2 separate regions of the Homo sapiens genome follow, and region 2 is linked to region 1. A link is a loop called in an ENCODE intact Hi-C map of the cell type or tissue named here. Cell type or tissue: heart right ventricle. All regions are shown on one strand. Links, peaks and the distances in the headings refer to the core of each region. The heading gives the core; the rest is flanking DNA. Region 1 overlaps DLEU1 (deleted in lymphocytic leukemia 1). Region 2 overlaps DLEU2 (deleted in lymphocytic leukemia 2).

Region 1 (2,918 bases), core at 295-2,794:
AAATAAGCTCAGTCATTTTAAGTGCTTAATACAGAGCCTGGCTCACTATAATCACTCAATAAAATACAGCCAACATTAATATTCAGATTCAAATTCACAGCAAAGATTCATCTTATTATAATATGGCATGTAAATATTAAAAGAAAAATGTCTTTAAATCCTTCTGGACACATATTAAAGCTTCCCAATTGGGAATTTACAAAGAAATAGCCTTAAGAGTATCCAACATTGCTCCCATTTCCATTTCAATAAAAGACTCCAGAAGTTGCTGGTCCTCTAAATAAGCCTTGTCATTTCCTTAAGTAAACTTTCCATACCACTGGGTATAAAATGTAACAGAAAGCTATGTGCTCAATTTATTTTATAGTTTCTTACTTATTGTTTTCCATTTCCTGTTTCAAAGCTGTAAACGTTCCTTAAACTGCAGCTAAAATTACTATTGCCATTGAATTACCTAATTTCTTAGTGTAGAGTCTGGATTGGAGGGCACTCCACCCCCAGTGGGCTACAAGCGGCATGTTGCTAAGCAAGGGCTGTGCAGTTCACTCTTGCACGTGGTTCTGACTTTGCCATTTGATGCAGGTGGGTTCTTTCTGCAAATTGCTCATTAGAAAATCTGGATCCAGATTTTAACCATGGAAGTTATTCTAGAAATATTTAAGGACTGATTGATCCACCAGAAATGGGAACATTTTTACCATATTTGGTCATCGTTCACAGGGAGACCAGAGTTCTCCCTTGTAAAGGCTTTCAACCTATTAAATATTTTATCTCCAAATTCCAGTGAGTCTTTGGAAAAACCTCCAATCTATCCTTCCCCCTTCAGTCAAGGCCAGGATCATGGAGCCCTGCCCTCTAAGATTGACCCATGGAAAGCTCAGGGAAGCGTACTCCTCAGACATCAGTGTCCAGGCACAAGCAAGGCCTTCTGGGGACATCATTCCGTGGAGCTGGGTGCAAGGCCAATGTCTAATCTATTCCAAGAATCAGAACCTAGTTAATGTCTCTCACACACTCCTCTAGAAATGACCATAAAGTTAATGCCATAATCAAATATTTGGGTTTTTTGTTTATTGGTTTGTTTTGTGCCTCCTTCATAATCAATCTCTATTCTGAAAAATGAGAAGTAAACTGCAGCTGTTGGGATTTTCTGCAGATGGTCTCGAGATGGACAGCAAGGTCCCCAACATAAGACTCTATACACTTATGATAATTTTTGTCAGCCATAAACAGATATAATCTCAACCACAATGACTTTAGGCATCCCAAGGCTTCAATCAAATAAGTTTAGATGTCCAAGTATTCAATTTTTATTTAAAATATCACCAGAACTTCAGTGACTCTGAAAACCAATCTTTCATTTTTCCTTAATGGTACCACTGGCTGATCAGACAGACAGGACTCCTGATATTCTAAGTATAAAGGTTATTAAACTGTTAGGCAAACTGTCTTCAGCGAAAAACAGGTTTCAGTTTTCAGTAACCCAAAATAGCATACCACCGTGGCCACTGTGATCTTAGGTAGATCCACCACCGGTGAGGGAATCACTAAAAAAAATGGAAGCTACAGAGTAGTGTTGCCTCAAGCCCTGTGAGCCACCAAGCCTTGATGCCAGAAAGTCTGGATATCATGCAAAGTAGCTGGAAAGCAGGCTACCTGTTGCATGGTGGTGAACTGACGGCATCATCAGGCATTCTGCCCTCCCCACCACAATCTAAATATCAGCAGATGAAATAAACTCGGCGCCAGTGCTGAAGTGGCTCCAACTGTCTCCATCATCAGACACACCCCCTGGCCCTGGCCACTGGGAGGTGCCCCAGAGACAGCAGGTGGGGCTTCTGCTCTCTAAATACAGGAGGCCCTTTCAGCTTCTGCTCTAAGCTCCTTTTAAACCACCACTGGAGATTGGAAAAATCAAAACTTCACAGCAGTGATAAGAGCACTGAAAAGAAGCAGATTTCCTGAGTCTTGAAAGGAAGGGGAATTGGAAGATAATATTTTTCTCACTGCTGTGCCTGTGTTTTCTTAGGCCCAGCTAAATCCAAGGCGGTCTCTCCCAGGCCTAGGCTCTCCGGAGGACTGCGCGCAGGCAGCTGCCGAGGGAACAAGGGAACTTGCTGCCCAAAATGTGTAGCTGCGAGTCCAAGAAAAGGACACAAAATCCTCAGGAAGAAGGTGTGTAATATTTTTGTTGAATCAAATCGTGATTGTGTAAGGGGAAAAAAGACACACATAAAAGGCTATTTAGCGTTTGGCAAAAAGGGGGAAAAAAGAGCTTTCTGTGTTCAGTACAAACTCACTTCAAGGGAGCTGTAGATCAAATTACCAGCCTGTGACATGTGGAGATTGGCTGAGCAGCGGGCTGACAGTAACTCAAATTCCAAAGCTTCTGGACTGTTCCCGAGCCCATAAACTACACAGAAAATGATCCTGTTTGCTGAATTATTTTCAGTTGCAACAGCTGCTGTAACAACTCAGAGAATTTTAATATGTATATACAGGGCTGATGAGTAACCACTTCAAATATTCTGCAATGGGGTCTCATCTTCCCTTTCAATCCTTTTAGGTGGAGGTGCTAGAGCTGCTGTGAGGGGCCCAGAAAAATGAATGGGCATGGGTGCATGTTCAGGGGTTCACACAAGGAGTAGAATTAGAACTGGAATTCTGAGGGGAAGATCCACAGGAGGAAAAGAAATGTATCTTTTCACAATAAACATATACGTATGCATGACTTTTATAATTCAAAAAGTGAATTTTTTAAAAAATCTGGATAAACCCCATATATCATCATGATTAAGAAAGTATCCAATAAAAAAGGTTCGGAAATTAATTTGAATTTAACAAGTGAGTTTGCAATTTAATTTACTAAGAGGTGAGTATATGAGTGGCATTACAGAGTCTACAGACAAGGTTTGGTT
Region 2 (2,918 bases), core at 330-2,829, 300 kb after region 1:
AGCAATGGCTTTCTCACATCTCATCATTGACACGGATTCTTCTGCTTCCCCTTTACACACTTAAAGGACCATGTAATTAGGCCTCCTCAGGTGATCCAGAATAATCTATTTTCAGATCATCTGAGTAGCAACCCTAATTTTTATCTGCAACTTGAATTATCTCTCACCGTGTAACATAACATATTCACAAATCCCAGAGAGATTAGGACATGTACATCTTTGGACATCTTTGGTAGGCCATTATTCTGCCTACCATATGTATGAATAATTTTTCCTTTACTTTTCTTCAGGAACTCCATGGACCATCATCCACCTCTGAAACTATATGCAAACTATTCACATACATGCATGATTCTAGAGAAAGGGTCTATAACTTTCAACACATTTTCAAAGTTTAAGAATCACTGAGCTGGGTGCAGTGGCACTTGCCTACAGTCCCTGCTACTTGTAAGGCTGAATGGACGATCACTTGAGTCCAGGAGTTTGAAGCCAGCCTGGGCAATATAGAGAGACCCTGTCTCTTAAAAAAACAAAAATCACTGGACTAGCTGATAGAACACCAATGTTCCTTAAAAGAATAGTTTGGCAGTGTCAACACTGCAAAATTTTAGTTTGACTTTTTGATATGTATATTTTTAACTATAATCATAAAACCTTGATATGGGTTGAAAGTTTTTTTCTTGTATTTTTCCTCTGTGTGTTTTTTATAGACTGTGTATATGGAGAGAGAGAGAAAAAGAAAACTCACCCATGTACAAGAGCAAGCAAATGATATAGATGTTCTTTGAACTCTTTTTAATATTGTAACTTTTTGTAAATTTGAAATTATTTCCAAAAAAAGTTGTATTTTTTAAATTAAGTCCCATCTCAGAGAAACAAGACCAACACGAAAATAAAAGGAAGTTGAAAACCCTGCTAAGCAAAGTTTTTAATACATTCAGTAGTATATACTGTTTTCAAGGTACTGTCTGCATTCTTTCTTTCTTTTTTTTTTCTCGAGACAGAGTCTTGCTCAGTGGCCCAGGCTGGAGTGCAGTGGCGCGATCTCGGCTCACTGCAAGCTCCGCCTCCCAGGTTCATGCCATTCTCCTGCCTCAGCCTCCCGAGTAGCTGGGACTACAGGCGCCTGCCACCACGCTCAGCTAATTTTTTTGTATTTTTAGTAGAGACGGGGTTTCACCATGTTAGCCAGGATGGTCTCGATCTCCTGACCTCGTGATCCGCCTGCCTCGGCCTCCCAAAGTGCTGGGATTACAGGCGTGAGCCACCGCGCCCGGCCTGCATTCTTTCTTGAAAGATGAACAGACCTATAGCTTTCACAGTTTTATCTAAATAAGTTAATATGTTGAAGCCAACATTGCATCAGTTGTAGCTTACTCATTATAAACTTCAGCAGGAGGGAAAAAAAGCATAGAAATTACAAGACCTCTGTTCTTCACACTACCCATATTTAGCATCCATTAGCTGGTGATTGCATTTCAGTTTCCAAGAGCAAAACCCCAGATTTTAAATTATGACTTCAGTTCTACTCTTATTGACAAGTAAAGAGGGGTATGCAGAGACACAAACTAACTGTGAGTGGAAAGGGGTGGGGGAGGGATGATTAACTCTTGACTGTATTGAAGAAAGCAAGCTGACACTTCTGCCCTAATTGAGCACCTAAGTAATTGAGTTCTTTCTTCTTATAAAGTACATTACTTTGTAGGGTATTAAAGTTCCAGGCAGGAATTCTTACTAGTTTTAACCCACGAATTTGATGGTCTAAAGTAAAAGCACTTTTCCCGTTTTTCCTTTGAAATTTAACTCAGGAATTTGCACCCCCTTGTGGTCAAATATAAAATTCTTAGTTTTCAAAAGACCGTTTTTTACAATCGGGCTCTCTGTTCAGGCATAGGAACTACTGTATGTTAGTTGATTTTGTTTTCTCCCATTTTAGCAAATCAAGAAGCTTTCATGAAAGATTTTTTCTTAAATAAGACTTTAAACACAATTAGACTTAAATCTTCTAAAAGTGACTTACACATAAACTTTAGTCTCTGCAAAATAGAGATAATTGCACCCACTTAATGAGTTACATGATGATTCGATGGAAAAATGCATGTACATGCTTAGCCCAGTGTCTGACACATATTAGGTCTTCAATAAATGTTATCATTTATCATCATCACTTTAGAATTCTCTTGACATATTATATCTAAAAGGGGACTAAGATAAAAAATTCTACAGTGAGGAAACCAGATTGTGCTACTTACCTATTTGTAAGTTCTAGTACAATTTTACACATGTCTCCCAAATATACCACTTATCCAGACCCCCCCTAGCTGATTGTCCCCACAGGTACATTATATTTTTAAAGTACAAACAATATGTGGTTATCCCTGAATGCTAGAAATTTGGATGATTTTTACTTTATATATATTTTAGATGGGCCTCGGTTTTTTAACCTTAACAATCAGAAAAAGCAATAAATCTATTCCATTTCCAGGTATTATTCTTATGAGATGGTAAAATAAATTAACATCCTTATTTGCCTAACAGGGATCATTATTCATATTTGGGAAAAATCATTTGTCAGTTTGATTTATCATTTTAAGGAGCTCTTGAATAAGAATGCTAACCCCGCCCAGCGCGGTGGCTCACGCCTATAATCCCAGCACTTTGGGAGGCAAAGGCAGACAGATCACGAGGTCAGGAGTTGGAGACCAGCCTGACCAACATGGTGAAACCCCGTCTCTACTAAAAATACAAAAATTAGCCGGGCGTGGTGGCGCGCACCTGTAATCCCAGCTACATGGGAGGCTGAGGCAGGAGAACTGCTTGAACCCGGGAGGCAGAGGTTGCAGTGATCCAACCAGCCTGGGCAACAGAGTGAGGCTCCCTCTCAGAAAAAAAAAGAAAAAAAATGCTGACCCCTAAAG

The links. Hi-C counts contacts between places; a loop is a spot of excess contacts. Peaks named below come from ENCODE experiments on the same cell type or tissue, not always from the same donor. Only the 100,000 strongest peaks of a DNase experiment are listed, where the experiment ranks them.
Region 2: a loop joins it to region 1, with 10 times the contacts of the local background. A loop is called at or near these places in 9 of 110 quality-filtered maps.

Annotation. Positions count from the first base shown.
Region 1 is chr13:50,386,119-50,389,036 of GRCh38, reverse strand. All of the region lies in intron 2 of DLEU1 (deleted in lymphocytic leukemia 1), which reads right to left. Among named protein-coding and RNA genes, the nearest start is that of DLEU1-AS1, 140 kb to the left of the region's middle. In heart right ventricle, for the core only: a CTCF peak has its summit at 1,812 (motif pointing right); a DNase peak (open chromatin) is centred at 1,776; H3K4me3 peaks cover 1,233 bases; H3K27ac peaks cover 1,428 bases.
Region 2 is chr13:50,084,082-50,086,999 of GRCh38, reverse strand. All of the region lies in intron 1 of DLEU2 (deleted in lymphocytic leukemia 2), which reads left to right. All of the region lies in intron 2 of DLEU1 (deleted in lymphocytic leukemia 1), which reads right to left. Among named protein-coding and RNA genes, the nearest start is that of DLEU1, 3.4 kb to the right of the region's middle. In heart right ventricle, for the core only: CTCF peaks have their summits at 1,630 and 1,830 (motif pointing left); no DNase peak of the experiment used is centred there; H3K4me3 peaks cover 443 bases; H3K27ac peaks cover 391 bases.